Linked DNA regions of Homo sapiens: region 1 is linked to region 2. A link is a loop called in an ENCODE intact Hi-C map of the cell type or tissue named here. Cell type or tissue: GM12878. All regions are shown on one strand. Each heading gives the region's core, and the rest is flanking DNA. Links, peaks and the distances in the headings are about the cores only. Region 1 overlaps CYFIP1 (cytoplasmic FMR1 interacting protein 1). Region 2 overlaps NIPA2 (NIPA magnesium transporter 2).

Evidence for each region. A loop is a pair of places that touch in the nucleus more often than their neighbours do. Peaks named below come from ENCODE experiments on the same cell type or tissue, not always from the same donor. Only the 100,000 strongest peaks of a DNase experiment are listed, where the experiment ranks them.
Region 1: a loop joins it to region 2, with 2.6 times the contacts of the local background. A loop is called at or near these places in 4 of 110 quality-filtered maps.

The regions. Positions count from the first base shown.
Region 1 is chr15:22,960,906-22,978,021 of GRCh38, reverse strand. The region is part of intron 1 of CYFIP1 (cytoplasmic FMR1 interacting protein 1); the gene reads left to right. Among named protein-coding and RNA genes, the nearest start is that of CYFIP1, 11 kb to the left of the region's middle. RefSeq lists enhancers at 455-956, 957-1,456, 10,485-10,984 and a silencer at 10,836-11,002. In GM12878, for the core only: no CTCF peak of the experiment used is centred there; a DNase peak (open chromatin) is centred at 4,471; H3K27ac peaks cover 266 bases.
Region 2 is chr15:22,851,855-22,859,854 of GRCh38, reverse strand. It overlaps NIPA2 (NIPA magnesium transporter 2), which reads right to left. Exons shown (of 8, transcript NM_030922.7): 4 at 7,985-8,000; 5 at 6,587-6,643; 6 at 1,225-1,315. Among named protein-coding and RNA genes, the nearest start is that of NIPA2, 17 kb to the right of the region's middle. In GM12878, for the core only: no CTCF peak of the experiment used is centred there; no DNase peak of the experiment used is centred there.

The sequences.
Region 1 (17,116 bases), core at 1,354-9,353, 120 kb before region 2:
CTCCTGTTGATTGACATTATAGTTATTTACTGTTTTTCACCACTACAGTCAATGCTTGTGTCTGTATCTTTGTGCACATACTCAAGTTTATAATGCTAAAGGTGACTTTGGGTTTAAATAATAGCTAACATCTCCCTCCCTCCTTTGTTTTCTTTTCTTTTATGTTATGTTATTTTATTTTATTTTTTGTGAGACAGGGTTTTGCTCTTGTTGCCCAGGCTGGAGTGCAATGGTGTGATCTCGGCTCACTGCAACTTCCACCTCCTGGGTTCAAGCAATTCTCCTGCCCCAGCCTTCCGAGTAGCTGGGATTACAGGCGCCTGCCACCACACCCAGCTAATTTTTGTATTTTTAGTAGAGACAGGGTTTTGCCATGTTGGCCAGGCTGGTCTCAAACTCCTGACCTCAGGTGATCCACCCACCTCGGCCTCCCAACGTGCTGGGATTACAGGCGTGAACCACCGCGCCCACCCAAAACATATTTTATAGTGTGAAGTTTTAACTAACATGTCCAAGCTATTCTCATTGTTTTTCCTATTAAAATTTAGCCAACCCTTAGAGGCCATTGATAAAGCATGGATTAATTACACTGACATAATTTAAAAACCTTATTTTAGCCAGTGCAATAGTATCAGACAAAGAAAGAAAAGGCATACAAATTGGAAAGGGAAAATTGTCCCTATTTGCTGACAACATGATTATCTACATAGAAAATCCAGGGAATCTATGAAAAAGCTACTAGAACTAATTAATGAGGTTAGCAAGGTCACAAGATACAAAGTCAACACACAGAAGGCGACCTTATTTTTCTTTTTTTTTTTTGAGACAGAGTTTCATTCTTGTTGCCCAGGCTAGAGTGCAATGGTGCGATCTCGGCCCACCGCAACCTCTGCCTCCCGGGTTCAAGCGATTCTCCTGCCTCAGCCTCCCGAGTAGCTGGGATTACAGGCATGTGCCACCATGTCTGGCTAATTTTGTGTTTTTAGTAGAGATGGGGTTTCTCCGTGTTGGTCAGGCTGGTCTGGAACTCCCAACCTCAGGTGATCCGCCTGCCTCGGCCTCCCAAAGTGCTAGGATTATAGGCGTGAGCCACCGGGCCCGGCCTGGCGACCTTATTTCTGCATACAGCAGTGCCCCTTATCCATGGGGAGATACATGCAAAGTCAACACTATACAAGCTGACCTTATTTCTGTTTACAACAGTCCTTGTTATCCATGGACGATACGTTCCAATGGAAGCCTGAAACCTGAGATAAGACAGAACCCTCCGTGTACTGTGGTTTTTTTCCCTATACATCTATGCCTATGATAAAGCTTAATTTACAAATTAGGCGCAGTAAGAGATTACCAACAATAACTGTTCATAATATAGAATAATTATATACTGAATAAAAGTTATATAAATGTGTTCTCTCTTTCAAAATATCTTTTTGTATGCACTCACCTATTTTTGGAGGGCAGTTGACTGTAGGCAGCTATAACTGGGGAAACAGAAATTGCAGATAATGAAACTACAGGTAAGTGGGGACTACTGTACTAGCAATGTACAATTAGAAAGTTAAATTTGGCTGGGCGTGGTTGCTCACGCCTGTAATCCCAGCACTTTGGGAGGCCGAGGCGGGCGGATCACAAGGGCAGGAGTTCGAGACCAGCCTGGCCAACATAGTGAAACCCTGTCTCTACTAAAAATACAAAAATTAGTTGGGCATGGTGGCGTGCGCCTGTAGTCCCAGCTACTCAGGAGGCTGAAGCAGGAGAATCGCCTGAACCCGGGAGGCGGAGGTTGTGGTGAGCCGAGATCGCGCCACTGCAGTCCAGCCTGGGCAACAGAGCGAGACTCCGTCTCAAAAAAAAAAAAAGAAAATTAAATTTAAAAACACAACATTTCGTTTGCTTCAAAGGAATCAAATACTTAGGTATACATTGAATAAGACTTACAGGATCTGTATGCTGAAGATGAGAGAAATCAAAGATCATTTAAGTAAATGGGGGAACATACCATGGTCAGTGGTTGGAACACTCAACATAGTAAAGACATCAGTTCTCTTCATATTGATCTATAAATTTAACCCAATTCCAATTTAAAAATATTAGCATGCTTTAAAAACAAAAATTTTAAACAAAAATTTTGTTTATTGAGGTATAATATACCTACTTTATAAAATTCACCTACTTTTAAGTATACGTTTGGCTGGCCTGTGAACGAGGGGGTTAGGGATTCCAACCCCCTGTGCAGTTGAAAATCCGAGTGTAACTTTTTTTGAGATGGAGTTTCGCTCTTATTGCCCAGGATAGAGTGCAATGGCACGATCTTGGCACACTGCAACCTCTGCCTCCTGGGTTTAAGCCATTCTCCTGCCTCAGCCTCCCAAGTAGCTTGGATTACAGGCATGCGCCACCACTCCCACTAATTTTGTATTTTTAGTAGAGAGGGGGTTTCACTGTGTTGGTCAGGCTGATCTCGACCTCCTGACCTCAGGTGATCTGCCCGCCTCTGCCTCTGCCTCCCAGAGTGCTGGGATTACAGGCGTTAGCCACCGAGCCTGGCCTTTAACCTTTTTTTTTTTTTTTTTTTTTTTTGAGACGGAGTCTCGCTCTGTCTCGGCTCACTGCAAGCTCTGCCTCCCGGGTTCAAGCGATTCTCCTGCCTCGGCCTCCTGAGTAGCTGAGATTACAGGCACCCGCCACCATGCCTGGCTAATTTTATATTTTTAGTAGAGATGGGATTTCACCATGTTGGCCAGGCTGGACAAGTATAACTTTTGACTTCTCAAAAGTTAAAACTACGTGACTTCCCAAAAGTTAAAACTACGAATAGCCTGCTATTGACCAGAAACCTTACTGATAACATAAACAGTTGATTAACAGAGATTTTGTAAGTTATATGTATTACATACTGTGTTCTCATAATAAAGTAAGCTAGAGAAAAGAAAATGTTGTTAAGAAAATCATGAGGAAGAGGAAATAAACTGACTACTCATCACGTGGAAGTGGATCATCAGAAAGGTCTCCATCCTCAAAAAGCTCACAGTGAGCAGGCCAAGGAGGAGGAAGTGGATGGGTTGGTTTTGCTGTCTTGGGGGTGGCAAAGGCAGAAGTGGAGGGAGGTGGAAGGAGGGGCTAGAGAGGCAGGCATACACCGTGTAACTTTTACTGGAAAAAGTCTGCAAATAAGTGGACCCGCATGGTTCAAACACGTGTTGTTTCAGGGACAACTATACAATAATTTTTAGAAGATTTCTGGAGCTGTGCAACAACCATCACCATAATCCAGTTTTTGTTTGTTTGTTTTGAGACAGGGTCTCACTCTGTCACCCAGGCTGGAGTGCAGTGGTGTGATCTCAGCTTACTGCAACCTCCGCCTCCTGGGTTCCAGTGATTCTCATGCCTCAGCTTCCCAAGTACCTGGGATTACAGGAGGTGCCACCAAGCCTGACTAATTTTTTTGCATTTTTAGTAGAGGAAGGGGTTTCACCGTGTTGGCCAGGCTGGTCTCGAACTCCTGGCCTCAAGTGATTCATCTGCCTCGGCCTCCCAGTACTGGGATTATAGGCATGAGCCATCGTGTCCGGCCTGTTTTTGTTTTTTTAATTTTAATTATTTTTTAAATGGAGATGGGGTATCACTATGTTGCCCAGGCTGGTCTTGAACTTCTGGGCTGGAGCAATCCTCCTTTCCTCCTGAAAGTGCTAGGATTACAGATGTGAGCCACCAGGCCCGGCCTTGCTCATCTGTTGATGGACAGTTAGGTTGATTCCATGTCTTGGCTGTTGTGAAAGGTGCTGCAATAAACATGGGGTACAGCGATCTCTTGGACATACGGATTTCATTTCTTTTAGATATATACCCAACAGTGGTGTTGCTGGGTCATATGGTAGTTCTATTTTTAATATTTTGAGGAACCCCCGGCACTGTTTTCTACAATGGCTATACTGATTTACATCTCCACCAACAGTGTACAAGGGTTTCCCTTTCTCCACACCCTGGACAACACTTGTTATCTTTTGCCTTTTTGACAAGAGCCAGTCTGACAGGTGTGAGGTGATAGCTCATTGTGGTTTTGATTTGGATTCCCTGATGATTAGCGATGTTGAGCATTTTTTCATACACCTGTTGGCCACTTGTACACCTTCTTTTGAGAAATATCCATTCAGATCTTTTACAATTGAGTTGTTTGAATTCTTTGTATATTTTCATTATTAATCCCTTATTAGTTATATGGTTTGCAGATATTTTCCTGCATTCTGTAGATTGTCACTTTGTTGATTGATTCCTTTGCTGTGCAGAACATTTTTAGTTTGATGTAATCCCATTTGTCTATTTTTTCTTTTGTGGCCTTTGCTTTTGAGGCTTTATTTCCTCAAAATAAGCCAGGCACAGAAAGACAAGTACTGCACGATCTCACTCACATGTGGAATCTGAAAACGCTGATGCCACAGAAGAACAGAGCAGAATGGTGGTTACCAGAGGCTGGGGTGGCTGGCGGAAGGGGAGAGAGGAAGATGTTGGTCAAAGGATACACATTTACAGTTAGATACAAGGGGGAAAGTCCAGAATAGGCAAATATACAGAGACAGAGAGTAGACAGGTGATTGCCTGGGGCCAGAAAGCAGGGGAGAGAGGATCAGTGAAGAACGGGTAGAAAAAGTGAGAATAACTGCTAATGGTTAGGGAGTTTCTTCTCCCTTTTTTTTTTTTTTTTTTTTTTTTGACAAGGTCTCGTTCTGTCACCCAGGCTGGAATGCAGTGGGGCAATCATGGCTTACTGCAGCCTTGCCCTTTTGGGCTTAAGCAATTCTCCCACCTCAGCCTCTCCAGTACCTGGCACTACAGGTGTGCACCATCATGCCTGGCTAAATTTTGGTTGGTTGTTGTTTTGTTTTTTTGAGACGGAGTCTCACTCTGTCGCCCAGGTTGGAGAGCAGTGGCGCGATCTTGGCTCACTGCAACCTCTGTCTCCCAGGTTCAAACGATTCTCCTGTCTCAGCCTCCTGAGTAGCTGGGATTACAGGTGTGCACCACCATGCCCGGCTAATTTTTGTATTTTTAGTGGAGGCAGGGTTTCACCATGTTGGCCAGGCTAGTCTCAAACTCCTTACCTCAAGTGATCCTCCTGCCTCAGCCTCCCAAAGTGTTGGGATTACAGGTGTGAGCCACCGCCTAATTTTTGTGTTTTTTTGTAGAAATAAGGTTTCACCATGTTGCTCAGACTGGTCTCAAACTCCTGAGCTCAGGTGATCCCCCTGCCTGGGCTTCGCAGGGATTATAGGCTAAGCCACCGCACCTGGCCACATTTAAGTCTTTAATTCATTTCGGGTTGATTTTTGTCTATGTTGAGAAGCCAAGGTCTGATATTATTTTTCTGTATGTGTGTATCTAGTTTTCTCAACACCGTTTATTGAAGAACCTATCCTTTTCTCATTGTGTGTTCTTGGCACCTTTGTTAAAAATCAGTTGGCTGCAAATGCATGCATTTATTTCCAGGCTCTATTCTGTTCCATTGGTTTATGTGTCTGTGTTTATGACAATAGTGTGCTGTTTGGGTTACTATATCTCTGTAGTTTTTTTTGTTTTGTTTTGTTTTTGAGACGGAGTCTCACTCTGTCACCCAGGCTGGAGTGCAATGGCGCAATCTTGGATCACTGCAACCTCCGCCTCCCGGGTTCAAGCGATTCTCCTGCCTCAGCCTCCTGAGTAGCTGGGGATTACAGGCGTGCGCCACCACACCCAGCTAATTTTTTTGTTTTTAGCAGAGACGGTGTTTCACCATGTTGGCCAGGCTGGTCTCGAACTCCTGCCCTCAGGTGATCCGCCCACCTCAGCCTCCCAAAGTGCTGGGATTACAGGCGGGAGCCACCATGCCCAGCCTCTGTAGTATATTCTGAAGTCAGGTAGTGTGATGCCTCCAGCCTTGTTCTTTTGCTCAGGATAGCTTTTGCTATTCCAAGTCTTTTGTGGTTCCACACAAATTTTAGGATTTCTTTTTCTATTTGCATGAAGAATATGGTAGGTATTTTGATAGAGACTGCATTGAATCTGTAGATTGCATTGAATCTGTAGATTGCTTTGAATCTGTAGATTGCATTGAACCTGTAGATTGCATTGAATTTGTAGATTGCTTTGGGTACTATCTATTGTTTATTTATTTTTTGAGATGAGTTACCTAGGCTGTTACCCAGGCTGGAGTTCAGTGGTGCAGTCATGGCTCACTGCAGCTTTGATATCCTGGGCTCAAGCGATCCTCCCACTTCAGCCTCCTGAGTGTCTGGGACTACAGGTGTGAGCCACCACGTGCAGCTACTTTTTATTTTATTTCTTTTCTTTTTCTTTTTTCTTTTTTTTTTTGAGACAGAGTTTTGGTCTTGTTGCTCAGGCTAGAGTGCAATGGCGCAATCTTGGCTCACCGCAACCTCTGCCTCCCGTGTTCAAGCAGTTCTCCTGCCTCAGCCTCAAGCTACTCAAGCTGGGATTACAGGCGCCCACTACCACGCCTGGCTAATTTTGTATTTTTAGCAGAGATAGGGTTTCTGCATGGTGGTCAGGCTGGTCTGGAACTCCTGACCTCAAGCGATCTGCCTGCCTTGGCCTCCCAAAGTGCTGGGATTACAGGCATGAGCCATCACGCCCAGCCTTATTTTATTTTTTAGTAGAGACAAGGTCTAGCTGTGTTGCCCAGGCTAGTCTTGAACTCTTGAGCTCAAGTGATCCTCCCACCTCATCCTCACAAAGTGTTGGGATTACAGATGTGAGCAACAGCACCTGGTCTATTAATTCTGTTGTTGCCAGTGTTTTTGGTGTCATATCCAAGAAATCATTGCCAAATCTGATGTCATGAAGCATTTCTCCTGTTTTCTTCTAAGAGTTTTATAGTTTTAGATCCGATGTTTAGGCGTTGATCTGTTTTGAATTAACTTTTCTTTTTTGTGTGTGTGTTTGGTTTTTTTTCGAGACAGATCCTTGCTCTGTCGCCCAGGCTGGAGTGCGGTGGCGCAATCTCGGCTCACTGCAAGCTCCGCCTCCCGGGTTCAAGCGATTCTCCTGCCTCAGCCTCTCTAGGAGCTGGGATTACAGGCCCCCGCCACCACACCCAGCTAATTTTTTGTATTTTTAGTAGAGACGGGATTTCACCGTGTTAGCCAGGATGGTCTCGATCTCTTGACCTTGTGATCTGCCCGACTCGGCCTCCCAAAGTGCTGGGATTACAGGAGTGAGCCACCACGCCAGGCCAAATTAACTTTTCTGTATATTATATAAGGTAATGGTCCAACATAATTCATGTATGTGTGGATATTCAGTTTTCCTAACACAATTTGTTGAAAAGACTATTCTTTTTCCATTGAATGATCTTGACATCATTGTTGAAAATTGTTTGGCCACATATGTGAAGGTTTATGTCTGGGTTCTTTGTTCTGTTTAATTGGCCAGTATGCCTTTCTTTATGCCAGTGCCACACTGTTTCAATTACTGTAGCTTTATGGTAAGTTTTGAAATAAAAAGGAGTGAAGTCTCCAACTTTGTTCATCTTTTTCAAGATTGCTTTGGCTATTCTGGGTCCTTGGAGATTCCTATGAATTTTAAAATGGGTTATTTTTGCAAAAACAAAGTGCTGTTGGAATTTTCAAAGGGATTGCATTGAGTCTTTAGAAGGCTTTGGATTGTATTGTCATCTTAACAATATTATGTCTTCCAATCCATTAACAAAGATGTCTTTCCATTTGTTTGTATTTAATTTCTTTCAGCAGTGTTTTATATTTTTTAGTGTGTAAGTCTTTCACCTCCTTGATTATATTTTTTTAAATTGAAACTTGTATTTAGCCATTTTGAGACTAATATCTTGAATAAGTAAAATTCATTTACACTACATTCTTCATCTTTTGGATGCTGTTGTACATGGAATTAATTTCCTTTTGGGATTGTTCATTGCTAAAATATAGAAATGCAACTGATTTTTACATGTTGCTTTTGTATCCTGCAACTTCCCTGAATTCGTTTATTAGCTCTAACTAATAATTATTATGGAATCTTTGGGATTTACTACATATAAAATCATGTCATCCAGAGTTTCATGTGTTATGAGGCACAGAGGGACTACCTTTTTATCATAATGTTTGTAGTAATTTTTGTCCGCAGGTCTGTTTTGTCTAATACTTGTCTAATGTTAGTATTGCCACTTCCCTCTCTTTTGGTTACTCTTTGCATGGTATGTCCTTTTGCGTTCTTTTAGTTTCACCGTACTTGTATTTTTATATTTAAAATTTGTTTCTAGTGGATAGCATATAGTTGGTTCATGTTTTCTGTTTACTCTGTAAATCTCTGCCTTTTGATTTGAGTATCTTGTTCATTTACATTTAATGCAAATATGTATGTAGTGGGATTTACATCTGTCATTTTGTTATTTGTTCTCTTTATGTCTTATATCCAGAGAGCTGATGGCCACAGCAGCTCCGGCCTGATTTCTAATAGGAGGGTTATCTAATAGAAGGATTTCAGAGCATTCCAGGGACAAGATTTGCATTTGTATGAATTTTTTTGTGTTAAAAGCCTCTTAGAACATGGTCTCAAGAAATTAGGGATGTGTTTTTCACCATCGTGTTGGTTTAAGCCTGATGTGCATCTGTGCTATTCAGCACAAGCTCACTGGGCATTTGTTTTCCTGGTCGCTCCCCCTCCAACTTTATTACGACTGCATTTCCTTCACGCACAGCCCATGCCGTGGGCTGTGGCTTGGCCCTCCATGGGGGCAGAGGTGATGTCTGTTGAACTGTGGCTCCCAGGTTTTTTAGATGGGAATAAGACAGATGTACAGTGATAGCCGCTGTGACCTTGTCATGCCCTGTTCTTTGCTTTCCCCTTCACATTCACATTTGCATCACAGGGGAGGGGGAAAAAAGCCCAAAACACTCTGAAAGCAGTGGGTTTCATCTTGAAACCTGATTCCATAGCCAAAATTTGATGCTCAGAGCCTGTGTGGTCACTCCTTGCAGTCATGTTTTCCTGGCCAGGACAGTGGGGATGAGTGTTGATTTGTCCTTGAAGATACTCACAGAAGGAGATGTGCTTGCTCTGAAGAACCACATAGCCCCACAGCTGAAGTGGTGAAGTTCTGCATTACATTTGAATCCCTGTCCAAAGCTCAACTTCTCAAGCTGTTCCTAGAAGGACCAGTCTCCACGAAACCAGTGAGCCTTAACACCACCTGGACTCATGGCTCAGTGGGGCCAGCTGCCCCCAGAGATCATTGAATAACTGTATGTGTTAAATTGAGTAGACTTGTGCATATGAACAAAAACTTCACTGACTCTTGAGAGGTAGCCTTGTTCCTGTCAAGGAGACCACAGGGATAAGGTTTTCATATGCACAAGTTGTGTTTTCTTGTTTGTCGTGATGACAGGGTGTGGAGGTGGTAGAGGTGATGTATTAGTCAGGGTTCTCCAGAGAAACAGAAGCAGCAGGATACGTGTGGATGTGCGTCTAGAGAGATTTATTTTAAGGATCTGACTCACAATTGTAGAGGCTGGCAAGTCCAGCGTTTGCAAGGCAGGCCCATAGGCTAAAGACCCGGGGAAAAGCTGATGTTGAAGGCAGCCTGAAGGCAAGATTCCCTCTTTCTTAGGAGAGGTCAGTCTTTTTTCTTTCAAGGCCTGCACTGGTTGGATGAGGCCCACCCAAATTATGGAGGGTAATTTGTTTCATTCAGAGTCTACTGGTATAGATGTTAATCTCATCTAAAAAGTACTTTCATAGCAATGTTTAGATTGGAGTTGGACCAAAAACTGGGTACCATGGCCTGGCCAAGTTGACACATAAAAGCAACCATCACAGGGATTGATTTTTATTTTGTATTTAAATAATTTGCGTTTTATTTTTATTTATTTATTTATTTTTTGAGATGGAGTCTCGCTGTGTCGCCCAAGCTGGAGTGCAGTGGCGCTATCTTGGCTCACTGCAACCTCCACCTCCCTGGTTCAAGCGATTCTCCTGCCTCAGCCTCTTGAGTAGCTGGGATTACAGGCGTGTGCCACCACGCCTGGCTAATTTTTGTGTTTTTAGTAGAGACGGGGTTTCACCATATTGGTCAGGCTGTTCTCAAACTCCTGACCTCAAGTGATCTGCCTGTGTCAGCCTCCCAGAGTGCTGACTTCTTTTCTTTTTGAGATGGGGTCTCACTGTGTAGCCCAGGCTGGTCATGAACTCCTGGGCTCAAGTGATCCTCCCACCTCAACCTCCCAAAGTGCTGGGATTACAGGAGCCACCATGCCCGGCCTTCTTGTATTTCAGTCACACATTTCAGGCTGACCTCACTGGTCACATGGAATTGACTGTGACCTGTGATGGGCACCTGAGAAGCCTCTGGAGCTCTTGGTTGCCCTGATTCTATCCCAGGCCCAGGTGGAGGGCAGATGTGCTGTGTTGTAGCTGCGGGCTGTGGTGGGGTGCTATGTTGTAGCTGCGGGCTGTGGTGGGGCCGGGCCCTGGAAGTGTGTGTGAAGACACAGGCCGGCACATGTCTTCCCACACACTGTGAGCAGGAAAGGTTCAGGTGCCCCGAGTTCTTCCTCTTCACATATGTCGGCCGCACTCCTGTAGACTTAGCCAAGACTACATGGTGGAAAGTGCGATTGGAACTCTGTGCTTCAGGAACTTTGTGATTTCATTTAGTGAGATCTGGGAGCGTGCTCTGAAGTCACCTGTCCTGAGCCCCTCAGCCAGCAGGGCTTAGTCGGGCCCCGTCCAGGCCATTGTCACTTTTGAGGAAGACTCTCCAAGATTTATAAACAGGTGGTGGGTGACCTGCCCATTGTAGTCCATAACCTGTTGCTGCCAGCAGCTCCTGGGAAGGGGCGATAGGAGAGCACTGCCTCCTTGTCCCGTGTCCCAACCGATGCTAGAGCCAGTGCTTCAGGTATTCAGGTACCTCAGGTTGCTTGGAAAAGTTTAAATAAATTATGCTTACTTATTAAGTATTCTCTTTTCATCTTTTATCAGCTTTTTTTATTGGCTCCCCTGCAGAAAAAAAAAAAGGCAGAGGTGATTTTGGGAACTGCGGCGTCCCCTCGGCATCTCTGAACATGCGCCACCGTCTGTGTGTTCATCAACGTAAAGCTGTCTGTTCTGGCTGTTGCTGTCTCATACAGTGTGTGCACCAGATGCTAGCGAGTCTTACACAGATGCTGTCGAGATGTAGGAGGCAGCGTTGCTGTGTCTGCTGCTCATCGTGGGGTCTTTCCACATGCTGCCAAGCGGGTTCCCTTTCTCCACAAACTTGGAGCGAGGGTCTCGGTGGGCTGTCATGGGTGCAGACTCTTAGTTGAGAAATCTTCAGGATGGCATTGCCTTTCTGCAGCCTGTTGTTGGCCACAACTCAGGTCCTTCTTCATCCCCGGCAGGAACAAACCCCTCCTAAGCTTTTGTGTATTTATCTGCTAAGGCTGCCAAAACACAGTACCAGCGACTGGGTGGCCTCACCACAGACATAGTATTTGCTCACAGTTCTGGAGGCTGGACATCCAAGATCACAGTGTGGGCAGGTTGGTTCCCTCTGTGGCCTGTCTCCTTGGCTTGCAGATGGCCGTCCTCTCCCTGCGTCCTTGCGTGGTCTTCTCTCTGTGTGCATCTGTGTCCTAATCTTGTCTTTTTTTTTTTTTTTTGAGACGGAGTTTTGCTTTTGTTGCCCAGGCTGGAGTGCAGTGGCGTGATCTGGGCCCACCGCAACCTCTGCCTCCCGGGTTCGAGCGATTCTCCTGCCTCAGCCTTCTGAGTAGCTGGGATTTCAGTGTGTAGCTGGGATTACAGGCCCACGCCACCACGCCTGGCTAATTTTGTATTTTTTTTTTTAGTAGAGACGGGGTTTCTCCATGTTGGTCAGGCTGGTCTCGAACTCCTGACCTCAGGTGATCCACCCGCCTCGGCCTCCCAAAGTGTTGGGATTACAGGTGTGATCCACTGCACCCGACCTAATCTCCTTGTCTTATAAGGACCCAGTCCTATTGGATGAGGGCCCACCCTGATGGATTCATTTTAACTTAATTATCTCTGTAAAGAACGGAAGCATTCTGAGGTCCTGGGGGTTAAGGCTTCAACACACGAATTTTGAGAGCACACAGTTCAGCCCATAACAGTTTGTTTTGTTAAAACGTGGGCTCTTCATTATCGCCTTTGATCCCCTGGGCCAAGCCCTTGTTGATGGGGCGCCCCTGAACTCTCAGAGCCATGGACTCCTGCTGCTCTGGGGACACCAGGGCAGCGGGAAGGGGCTGGGGCCTGGTGTGTCCGCTACTAGGGAAGCCTAATTCGTTATCCCTGTTAGATAAAAATACAGGTGCTCTAGTATTTGCTTCTGTCATTCCAAGGAATCACAGTCATGCATCACTTACCAACAGGGATATGTTCTGAGAAATGCATTGTTAGGCACTTTTGTCATTGTGTGGGCATCATAAAGGGCACTTACACACACCCAGATGGTACTGCCTGCTGCACGCCTAGGCTCCACGCTAGAGCCTGTTGCTCCCAGGCCACACGCCTGTGCAGTGTGTTACTGCAGTGAACACTGTGGTTAAGAGTATTTGTGTATCCAAGTTTACGTAAACATAGAAATGGTACAGTGACACCATCTCAGCTCACCACAACCTCTGCCTTCCAGGTTCAAGCAATTCTCCTGCCTCAGCCTCCCAAGTAGCTGGGATTACAGGCGTACGCCACCACACCTGGCTAATTTTTGTATTTTTAGTAGAGACGAGGTTTCACCACGTTGGCTGGGCTGGTCTCGAACTCCTGACCTCAGGTGATCCGCCTGCCTTGGCCTCTCAAAGTGTTGGGACTATAGGCGTGAGCCACCACACCCAGACAGTAATTTAGGATGTTTTTAAGTAATTTTAAGTTTAGAGTATTTTTACGTAAAATCTAGCACTTTTTGGTTACCTGTATGTTGATATGTTTATTAATATATGTGTACACACACACACACACACACACACACACACACACAATGGAATACTATTCAGCCTTTAAAAAGAAGGAAATCCTGTCATTTGTGACAAGGATAAACCTGGAAGACATTACGCTTAGTAAAATAAGCCAGGCCCAGAAAGACAGATACTGCATGACCTGATTTCTATGTGGAATCTAGAAAATTTGAGCTCATAGAAGCAGAGAGTAGAATGAGGGTCGCTGCAAATAACCCATCTGGGCAGGCAGACGGGGCTGGGGTTGGCATCCATCTCCTGCCGTTTCTCGGCTCTGTGAATTTGGACAAATCACTTTCTCTGGCCCTCAATTTCGCCGTCTCTAAAGAAGGGGTTGAATGAGCTCAGACAGCCCAAGGCTTCACGAAGTGCAAGCGGCTGAGATGTGCTGGTGTTGAAGGTGATTGAGGACAGGGTGGGGTCCCTTTTTCCCAGAGGGAACATGGAGCCCTGTGTCTCAGGTGCCCGTGGCATCTTCGCCGGCTGCACTTGGTTCCCGACTCCCCGGGGAGCTGCCGGGCAGGGGAAACTGCCCTGCTGGCCTGGGGCACCGTGGCCGAGGTCAGCCAAAGGCCAAGACCTGCCTTCTTGCTGGGGCTGGAGGCTGCTTCCTGCCTTCCAGGCTGCGGAGTCTGCTGGCAGGGCTGCCGGGTGTGTGTGTGTGTGTGTGTGTGTGTGTGTGTGTGTGTGTGTGTGTGTGTGTGTGAGTGATGAGGTTGCGGAGTCTGCTGGTGGGGCCGCCAGTTGTGTGTGTGTGTGTGTGTGTGTGTGTGTGTGTGTGTGTGGTGAGGAGGAGTGGACTCACTCTGCATGGGGGTGGGGTAGGGTTCACATATTTTAAGCTCATCATCTGGCTGGGAAAGTAGCTGCTCTTGCTCCAGAAAGGGAAAAAAAAAAAAAAAGTATGTGAAGTGATACATATGCGTAATAGCTCGATTTAACCATTCCACAAGGTACACATATATGTAAACCTCTGATTGTATGCAGTAAATATATACAATTTTTATTTGTCAACAATACCTTAATTTATATAAAAACATGTGAATCCATAGTTTCTGTCTCATAATAAATTAGTTTGGCCCATCCACAAAAAACAAAACCCAGCTCTTTTGCAATGATCTGAAGCATTCTGATTATAACACTGATGTTTATTCCCGGGGCTGACTGGGCCTGGAAGGTCCTTTCTACAAGCCGTCCTCATGAAGGCATGGTGTCCAGGCATCTCTCACAACTGGGGGTTAAAAGCTTTCTGCCCAGGAGTGCGTGACTCTGGGCAAAACCTTCCTCTAGGCAGACGCGGGCATGTTGTGGCCGTGCTCTGGCTGGTGAGATGGGTTCAGCCTGCGATACGTGCCAGCGTCCAGCCTGCCCGGGGCCATAGGAGTGAGGGGCGACCAAAACACACTTCCGCTTGAAGAGTCGGGGCAAGTCTGTTTGAGACATTTCCCATTCCTTTCCCTTATGTTCACAAAAAGTTTTCAGGGGGATATTTCATTCTTTCTTATGTTATGTTATGTTATGTTATGTTATGTTATGTTATGTTATGTTATGTTATGTTATGTTATTTTTGAAACAGAGTTTTGCTCTTGTTGCCCAGGCTGGAGTGCAATGGCACAGTCTTGGCTCACTGCAACCTCCACCTCCTGGATTGAAGCGATTCTCCTGCCTCAGCCTCTTGAGTAGCTGGGACTACAGGCATCTGCCACCACGCCCATCTAATTCTGTATTTTTAGTAGGGACGGGGTTTCTCCATATTGGTCAGGCTGACCTCAGGTGATCGCCCGCCTCTGCCTCCCAAAGTGCTGAGATTACAGGTGTGAGCCACCGCGTCTGGCCTTTCTTACTCATTTTAAATAACTTCAAACTTATACAAAACATTGCAAAAATAAAAATAGGACAAAGAACACAATTCAAACACTTCTCTCTCCACTTGAGGCCCTTTACCTCTAGACACATCAGTGTCTATTTCCTAAGAATGAGGATGTTCTCTTGTGTGCCACAGGACACTTGTCCACTACTGGCCCTGTTTAGAAAATGCTTGCCGAGCCCTGTGCTGGAGCATGTGTTGCCCAGGTATTCATGTGTAAGAATGTTCCTCAGAGGTCATGACAGCCAAGTGTCTGCAAATGGCATTGGTTCTGAGCAGCAGGAGACAGGACATGTAGCCTGGTTTGTTGGTTGGGTGGAATAGCACGCACACGTCAACATGGTGCTTCAGGAGCACCGCCTGGCAGCGTGCATGCGTCTCGTAATAGCAGTGGGCACAGTATGAATAGGTCAGGTGACTATATATAGATGATATCCCTTTTATAACAACTCAACTGAAAGGTGCTTTTTAAGAATATAGATGAGCTATGGCCGGGCGTGGTGGCTCACGTCTGTAATCTCAGCACTTTGGGAGGCCGAGGCTGGTGGATCACCTGAGGTCGGGAGTTCGAGACCAGCTTGACCAACATGGAGAAATCCTGTCTCTACTAAAAAAAAATAACAAAATTTAGCCGGGCATGGTGGCGCACACCTGTAATCCCAGCTACTCGGGAGGCTTAGGCACGAGAATAGCTTGAACCAGGGAGGCGGAGGTGGTGGTGAGCTGAGATTGTACCATTGTATTCCAGCGTGGGCAACAAGAGCAAAACTCCGTCTCAAGAAAAAAAAAAAGAAAAAAAAGAAGAATATAGATGAGATACAGTTTATGCAGAAGAAAGCAGGGGATCGATGCCTGGGGGTGCAGAGCAGGGGCTCACTGTGGATCACAAGCAGGACTCTGCCTTTCGGTGTGGGCAGTGAGTTCGCACGTCTTTGACATCATTAAACATTACTAATTATGGTGAGAGCAGGTCAGAGTCCAAGAATTATTATGTATCTGAGTCCCAGTTTTAAAAATCCTACTACCAATCAGTTTGCTGAAATTTTTATTGATCTCAAGATTACTTTTAAATGAATTATCTGAGATTACCTATAGTAGTGCTGCCTTGACACTGTTTCTCACCTGAGCAGCTGTTTGGCTTCCCATAGTGGCCACAGCAATTTGCAGAAACTGGGGCTATGATTAGAAACTGCTTCCTTCCCTGGGCCTGGGCTGGCAGACTTCTTCCTCCTTGGTAAATTTAGAAGTGAAACAGGAAATTCCAAAGGGAAAAGCTAATATGATAAAAAGTTAAAACTTAGTTTCAAAGAAAATAGTAAGTGAAATGAAAAAGAAAGTAGCTTGACCTGGAAAAAGTTTTGTAGCAATTCTCACAAAGCTTTAATATCTTTAACGTTGTTAGTATAGTAAGTCCATCTGTCAGTTGCTGAGGAAAATACCAAGATTCCAAGGATTTTAAAAAAACAAACAGGCAAACAACCCAAGCTGGCAAGTTACAAATGAAGAAAAACAGGCAGGGGGAAGTGGCTCGTTCCTGTAATTTCAGCATCTTTGGGAGGCTGAGGCTGGAGGATCTCTTGAGCTTAGGAGTTCAAGACCAGCCTGTGCAACAAGGCAAGACTCTGTCTCTACAAAAAATCAAAAAAATTAGCCAGACGTGGTGGTGCACACCTGTAGTCCCAGCTACCTGGGGGGCTGAGGTGGGAGGATCACTTGAGCCTGAGAAGTTGAGGCTGCAGTAAGCTGTTATCACACCACTGCACTTCAGCCTGGTTGACAGTGAGACCCTGTCTCAAAAAAGAAGAAAAACAAACTGGTTAATGCATAGAAATATGTTTCATCTCAGTGATAATACAAGAAATGAAAATTAAGGCCAGGCACAGTGGCTCATGCCTGCAATCTCAGCGCTTTGGAAGGCCAAAGCCGGCGGATCACTTGAGGTCAGGAGTTCGAGACCAGCCTGGCCAACATGGTGAAACCCCGTCTCTACTAAAAATACAAACATTAGCCCGGCATGGTGGCGAGCCCCTGTAATCCCAGCTTCTCGGGAGGCTGAGGCAGGAGAATCACTTGAAGACAGGAGGCGGAGGTTGCAGTGAGTCGAGATCATGCCACTTGCACTCCAGCCTGGGTGACAGTGAGACTCCATCTTAAAAATAAATAAAATATAAATAAATAAATAAATAAATAAATGAAATACAAATTAAAAGAACATTCAGATTAAATTATAAAAACAGAAGTGACCCCTGGATTCTGTTGGGAAGCGCCATGCTACTGTCCGGCTCCA
Region 2 (8,000 bases), core at 1-8,000:
AATAAATACAGTAACAAAATACTACAAAGAAAATTAAGGGTAAAGGGCAATGACTTATACCATAACCCTGTTTTACATATAGTTTTTTGGGGAAAAAAAAACAGATAAAAATCAGTCAATCTACTTTGGGAATAGTAACCAAGATCCAGACATCAATATGGGCTTAGTTGTTTGGGCTAATCATTACAAAGCAGAAATGGGACAAATCTCAGATCACTCATTCAAAACAAGCACTCCAGGCCAGGCATGCAAATCTACTCATTGGCCGGGCACAGTGGCTCACGCCTGTAATCCCAACACTTTGGGAGGCCAAGGCGGGTGGATCACGAGGTCAGGACATCGAGACCATCCTGGCTAACATGGTGAAACCACATCTCTACTAAAAATACAAAACATTAGCCAGGTGTGGTGGCGGGTGCCTGTAGTCCCAGCTACTCGGGAGGCTGTGGCAGGAGAATGGTGTGAACCCGGGAGGTGGAGCTTGCAGGGAGCCGAGATCGTGCCACTGCACTCCAGCGTGGGCGACAGAGCAAGACTCCGCCTCAAAAAAAAAAAAAAAAAAAAGAAAAAGAAATCTACTCATTACCAACCAGACCCTACCAAAGTGCACATGCACTGAATGATAAATACTGGGATGAGTGTAACTTTGAATTTTACTTATTTTTTATTTATTTATTTTTTGAGACAGAGTCTCGCTCTATAGCCCAGGGTGGAGTGCAGTGGTGCTATCTCGGGTCATTGCAACCTCCTCTTCCTGCGTTCAAGCCATTCTCCTGTCTCAGCCTCCTGAGTAGCTGGGACTACAGGTGCCCGCCACCACGCCCAGCTAATTTTTGTATTTTTAGTAGAGACAGGGTTTTACCATGTTAGGCTGGTCTCAAACTTCTGACCTCAGGTGATCCACCCGTCTTGGCCTCCCAAAATGCTGGGATTACAGGCATGAGCCACTGTTCCCAGCCAACTTTGAATATTAAAAAACTGAAATCGAAGTAGAACTAGTACTGGCTCTGAATACAAGCAAGACAAAGCATTTTCTCCCACAAATCAATAGCCTGCCTATGCACAGAAGTAACTTTTTAAAAGCAATTACTACGTAGTGTAAAAAGCGAAGTTCTCCAGGTTGTTGAAATGTAAATTGTGTTGAACATATTTAATTAGATGGTACTGAATATTTTAGAAACTAAGATACCGACTACTGTTTCTACATGAAAAACGTGTCCTTACCTTACTAGCACGCTGAGAGCTCCTAGTGGAGTCACTAGAGTGGCTGGTGCAAACGCATACGCAGCGAAGTTGGCCACCTCACCAGCTCCCACTTAGAGACAGACAACAAAAGAAAAACTCAGGTAAGAATGTATGTACTCAACTTGGAAATGCCGGCATTTTATGCACTATCTATATATTATTTCAACTGTATTTAGTAACCTCCATATTTTTCCAATTTATTATTTTTATTTTTTTGAGACGGAGTCTCACTCTGTCGCCCAGGCTGCAGTGCAGTGGTGTGATCTCAACTCACTGCGAGCTCCGCCTCCCGGGTTCACGCCATTCTCCTGCCTCAGCCTCCCAAGTAGCTGGGACCGCAGGCACTCGCCACTATGCCCAGCTAATTTTTTTGTATTTTTAGTAGAGACGGAGTTTCACCGTGTTAGCCAGGATGGTCTTGATCTCCTGACCTCGTGATCTGCCCGCCTCGGCCTCCCAAAGTGCTGGGATTACAGGCGTGAGCCACTGCGCCCAGCCTCTCCAATTTATTAATAAGGGTTATGGGTCTGTAAATTTCTATTACAGTAAGAGTCCAAGTCAATTAGAAACATTCTAGAAACAACACATATCTGTAAATCTAACGGAAGAAATCTAGCTCATGCTGACATAAGGCATTTTAATAAAAATTTTAAATAGATACTTATATCCCAGGACAGTAAATAAAAATCACTGAGAAGAAGCCGACATGAAGGTAAAGGTACTCTTCCCCCAAGTCCTTTTCATTTGGTCCTTTTTTTTTTTTTTTTTTTTTTGAGATGGAGTCTTGCTCTATCGCCCAGGCTGGAATGCAGTGGCACGATCTCAGCTCACTGCAACCTCCACCTCCCGGGTTCAAGCAATTCTCCTGCCTCGGCCTCCCGAGTAGCTGGGACTACAGGCGGGCGCCACCATGCCCAGGTAATTTTTATATTTTTAGTAGAGACGGGGTTTCACCATGTTGACCAGGCTGGTCTTGAACTCCTGACCTCAAATGATCCACCCACCTCAGCCTCCCAAAGTGCTGGGATTATAGGCGTGAGCCACCGTGCCCAGCTTGCTCTTTTTAAAAATGCAAATCATGCTATACACCAGGTCCTGTTCTAGAATCAGGATATACAGCAGGGTGCAAAACAAAGACATTGCTCTGATAAAACTTTTTTTTTTTTTTTGAGACAGAGTCTCGCTCTGTCGCCCAGTCTGCACTGCAATGGCGTGCGTGATCTTGGCTCACTACAACCTCCACCTCCCAAGTTAAAGCGATTCTCCTGCCTCAGCCTCCCAAGTAGCTGGGATTACAGGCCCACATACCCGCCACCACACCCGGCTGATTTTTGTATTTTTAGTAGAGACAGGGTTTCACCATGTTGGTCAGGCTGGTCTTGAACTCCTGACCTAAGGTGATCCACCCGCCTCAGCCTCCCAAAGTGCTGGGATTACAGGCGTGAGCCACCACGCCCAGCCTCTCATAAAACTTTTAGTGAGGGAAGACAGACAAACCAAGCACATGTGCCAAGAGGTTAAAAGTGTTATGAAGAAAAACAGTGAGGGAAAAGAATAAAGTGCTGGTGATGAAAGAAGGTATCCTACTATGTGTCATGGCATTAGATATGGGCTGTCAGATAAGAAATTTTAGAACACTGGGAAATTAAGTCCCACTAAGGAATTATCTAAATTGAAAAGCTACTGAGGAATCCTACACAGGGCAGAGGCATGATCTCACAAAAGGATCCCTCTTGGCTACTGCTTTTTCCAAAAGTTATGCCAATTTTCATTTAGCAGCGTATGAGAGCTCCCTTTGCTCCACATTCTCCCTGCTGATCTTTGTTAGGAGTATGGGATGATTCTGTTATGCCTTCAATTTGCATTTCCCATTTTCATTTGTTTATTAACCCTATGAAATCTTTTAGGGAAGTAGCTGTTAAAGTTTATCCTGTTTTCTCTAATTGATTTAAGGTAATTCTTTATATATTTCAGATGTAAATCTTTTATTGGTTAAACATATTACAATTATCTTCATTTACACTCTACAATTTGCCTTTTTCTTCTCTTGTTAAACTCTTTCTTCTTTAATTCCCAAAATGTCTTTTAAATATGGTTACTGTTAAAATTCAATCAAGGAATTTGGCTGCAATGTCTCAAATATCTTTTTATCCAGGATACTCTCTACTATCTAATTTCCATTTATGTATGACTGACTTCTCAAAAAGAAAAAAAAAAAGCTTGGAGAAAGCTTTTTAACTAATTAGGAAATTATACACAATCTTCTATTTTTTTTAACTGAATACTCTAGAAATTACGTGTATGCTTAACCTGTGAAGTCTAATATTAATATTTAGCTTTATTTCCTTCTGGATAATGCCAGAACCTTAGAACTCTTCATCCATTTTTTCCCTTCCAACTGACTATTGTTGTGTATTTTTTAATACACAACAGGTGAGCCAAGGTAGCTCACTCACAGGACTGGCAAGTAGGTCCTGGCACAGTGAGAGCCTGGGGAGCTCTCCATGGCTGCCTGAGTGTCCTCAGAGCACAGCAGCTGGCTTCTCTCAAAGTGAGCAATCCAAGGAATCAGGAAAAAGCTGCAATGCCTCTCTCTGCTTCACCTCGGAAGACACACATCATCACTTCTGTGGTATTCTTGGATCACACCGTTTTGAACTGCACTAATTCACTGTGAAAGGGGATTAGAGAAAGGTGTGAATACCAGGAGGGGAGTCACTGAGGGCTATGTATCACACGTTAATTGGCCTGGCATGCTCCCCACTCGTGGCCTTCACAGTTACAGTTTCCTCCTGCTTCAAGGGTTTCTCCCCCAAATATCATATGGGCAGATCACTCGCTTCCTTTACATCTTCTACCCAAATACCTTTCAGCGAGGCTGGCCCTGGCTGCAGATCTAACATCCTAATAAACCTATCTATCCTCCATTTCACAACACTCCTTCCGACTTCACTCCTTCTCCTTCCCATTTATCATCACGCACAGGCACATAAACACATAACTTCTTTATCTTGTTTAATGTCTCCCACCTAGAATGTAAGCTTCATGTGGGTGGAGATTTTTCAGTCTTTTCCTCTCACTGATGTATCTCCAGCACCTAGAACAATGCCTGGCATACAAGACATGATCAATAAGTATTTGTTGACTGAACAGTCAGTCAAGGCTCAGTGTCTTCAGAATATTTTTTTTTTTTTGAGACAGTTTCACTCTTGTTGCCCAGGCTGGAGTGCAACGGCACAATCTCAGCTCACTGTAACCTCTGCCTTTCAGGTCCAAGCGATTCTCCTGCCTCAGCCTCCCGAGTAGCTGGGATTACAGGCATGCACCACCATGCCCAGCTAATTCTTTTGTTTTTTTTTTTACTAGAGACGAGGTTTCTCCATGTTGGTCAGGCTGGTCTCACTCCTGACCTCAGGTGATCCACCCACCTCGGGCTCCCAAAGTGCTGGGATTACAGGCATGAGCCACCACGCCCGGCCCAGAATAATTTTTTTCCACGTGCCTTTTTAAAAGTTATTACCAAAATAGGCATGGTGATTTTTTGTATTTTTATTTGGTAAGTCTTATCAAATACATACCTCTTTTTAATTTGGAATGAGAACAAATGGAGGGGCAACAAATTAAAACAGAATTCTCCTCTTAACTTTCAAAATTACCTTAAATTGAGCAGAAATTTTAAAAATGCACAGGCCTATCAAACATGTTTTAATCAGATGGGTAAAAAAAAGCCTTGTCGTTCCATTTAAATGCACTATGAGGGTACGACAAATAGAAAGACTTGAATACCTGGTGAATAACATCAAGTATTTGATAGCACAACAGGGTGACTACAGTCAATAATAATTTTTTTTGTTTTGTTTTTTGAGACTGAGTCTCACTCTATCACCCAGGCTGGAGTGCAGTGGTGCAGTTATCAGCTCACTGCAACCTCCACCTCCCAGTTTCAAGCGATTCTCGGGCCTCAGCCTCCCGAGTAGCTGTGATTACAGGCGCCTGCCACCACGCCCGGCTAATTTTTGCTATTTTTAGTAGAGACGGGGTTTCACCATGTTGGCCAGGCTGGTCTTGAACTCTTGACCTCAAGTGATCCACCCGCCTTGGCCTCCCAAAGTGCTGGGATTACAGGTGTGAGCCACCGCGCCCGGCCCAATAATAATTTAATTGTACATTTAAAAATAACTAAGAGGCCAGGCACGGTGGCTCACACCTGTAATCCCAGCACTTTGGGAGGCTGAGGCAGACAGATCACAAGGTCAGGAGATCGAGACCATCCTGGGCAACATGGTGAAACCCCTTCCCTACTAAAAATACAAAAATTAGCTGGGCTTGGTGGCGCACACCTGTAGTCCAGCTACTCAGGAGGATGAGGCAGGAGAATCGCTTGAACCCAGGAGGCAGAGGTTGCAGTGAGCCAAGATGGTGCCACTACACTCCAGCCTGGCAACAGAGCAAGACTGTGTCTCAAAAAATAAATAAATAAGTAACGGCTGGGCATGGTGGCTCACGCCTGTAATCCCAGCACTTTGGGAGGCCAAGGTGGGCGGATCACGAGGTCAAGAGATCGAGACCAGCCTGGCCAACGTGTGAATCCCTGTCTCTACTAAAAATACAAAAATTAGCTGGGCATAGTGGTGCGCACCAGTAGTCTCAGCTACTCAGGAGGATGAGGCAGGATAATCGCTTGAACCCGGGAGGCGAAGGCTGCAGTGAGCCGAGATGGGCCACTGCATTACAGCCTGGCGACAGAGCAAGATTCCATCTCAAAAACAAAAAAAAGGACTAACTGGATTGTTTGTCCTGCAAAGGATAAATTGTTGAGGGGATGGATAACCCATGGATACCATAATGCAATTATTATGAATTGCATGCCTTTATTAAAGTATCTCATGTACCCTATAAGTACCTACTAAGTACTCACAAAAATGAAAAAAGTAGGCCGGGTGCGGTGGCTCACGCCTGTAATCCCAGCACTTTGCGAGGGCAAGGCAGGTGAATCACCTGAGGTCAGGAGTTTGAGACCAGCCTGACCAACACAGTGAAACCCCGTCTCTACTAAAAATACAAAAAATTAGCTGGGCGTGGTGGTGGCACGCCTGTAATCCCAACTACTTGGGAGGCTGAGGCAGGAGAATCGCTTGAATCCAGGAGGTGGAGGTTGCACTGAGCCAAGATCACGCCACTGCACTCCAGCCTGGGTGACAGAGTGAGACTCTGTCTCAAAAAAAAAAAAAAAAAGATTATTTAAACCTTTAAAACTTGCTAGTAATGAGGCTATAATACCATATGCAAATATTTTAATATATAGCTATCATATTTTTCTTGCAATGTTCTTTATACATACTTGACAGCAGTCCAGCCCACCACAACCATTCCTTAAGATATGCATGGCCACCTTGACCTGTGAATGAAGAAATATTTCACATCTTTGGAAGACTGTAAGACTCTTGTATAAATTATAACTATTAGTAATGACAGATTTTTAAATATCTCAGTTACTCCTTTAAATAAAGGTTTCTGCATGACTCGGGATTTCTCTGACAATTTCTTAATGATTATCTTGCCAAGGTGAATGAATCCTTTACAAGCATACCCGTCATGAACAGTGAGAGCACCTCTTAGGACCAAGCATCAGGGACTAGGGGAACAAGCAGTAGATGCTGACAGTTTCTCCTCTGTCCACTGAACCCCATAGAGGCTATCATTTCATGTTTTTCTGACTGCTGAATTAGGTTTAGCCACAGAGATGGCACAGGGAAGACAGAAGGGTGGTACTGTTTCCTGCCAAGGCAGCTCTCCTCATAAGGTCCAATCAGGTCTAAAAATGAAGCCAGGATAGAATGATGGAATGTGACCATAACGCCACTTAACACCGGGAGCTACCACGAGTGTCCCTGATAGAGGAGTCAGGGCAGGGCCAATCATCCTGATTACCCCGCAGGGTCTTGTGACTTGTCAGTGATTTCTAGAGAAACAACCTACACCAGCCGAAGTTCACTAAACTGGATACTCTTCAAGCTGGGGAAGCCCAGTCTTTCCTTCCTGCCAAAATGTCGAAGTTCAAAGTCAGAACGTCTACTATCATGGACAAAAGATCCCAGCCTTTAATAAATTCTGATTTTAACCATGGCTTTTTTTTTTTTTTAGACGGAGTCTCACTCTGTCACCCAGGCTGGAGTGCAGTGGTGCCATTTTGGCTCACTGCAGAGGTTTCTGCCTCCCGGGTTCAAGCGATTCTGCTGCCTCATCCTCCTGAGTAGCTGGGACTATAGGCCAGGCCACCATGCCCGGCTAATTTTTGTATTTTCAGTAGAGATGGGGTTTCACCATGTTTGCCAGGCTGGTCTCGAACTCCTGACCTCAGGTGATCCACCCGCCTCAGCCTCCCAAAGTGCTGGGATTACAGGCATGAGCCACCACGCCCAGCCTAACCATGGACTCTTATTTCCTTCCCTGCAGACATATCAAAATTTAAAGAAAAGGTTGGATATTACTTGGGCATTGGTCCCTGTTTCCATTTTGATGATAACTGCAGGACTGAGTAGTTAACTAATTATGACATCTTCTCACTTCTTTTCTCAATATAAATAACCAAACATCAACTTTGTAAACATTTAGAACTCTTGAACAATTCAAAGTTTCAAATACACTCACGAGGAATGAAGATGTGGTCTTGTACAAAGAACCTGTGCATGTAGGTAGACACTGAGGTCACTTCAAAGTCACATAAGGCATAACCTACCTGCTCTCATAGAGCC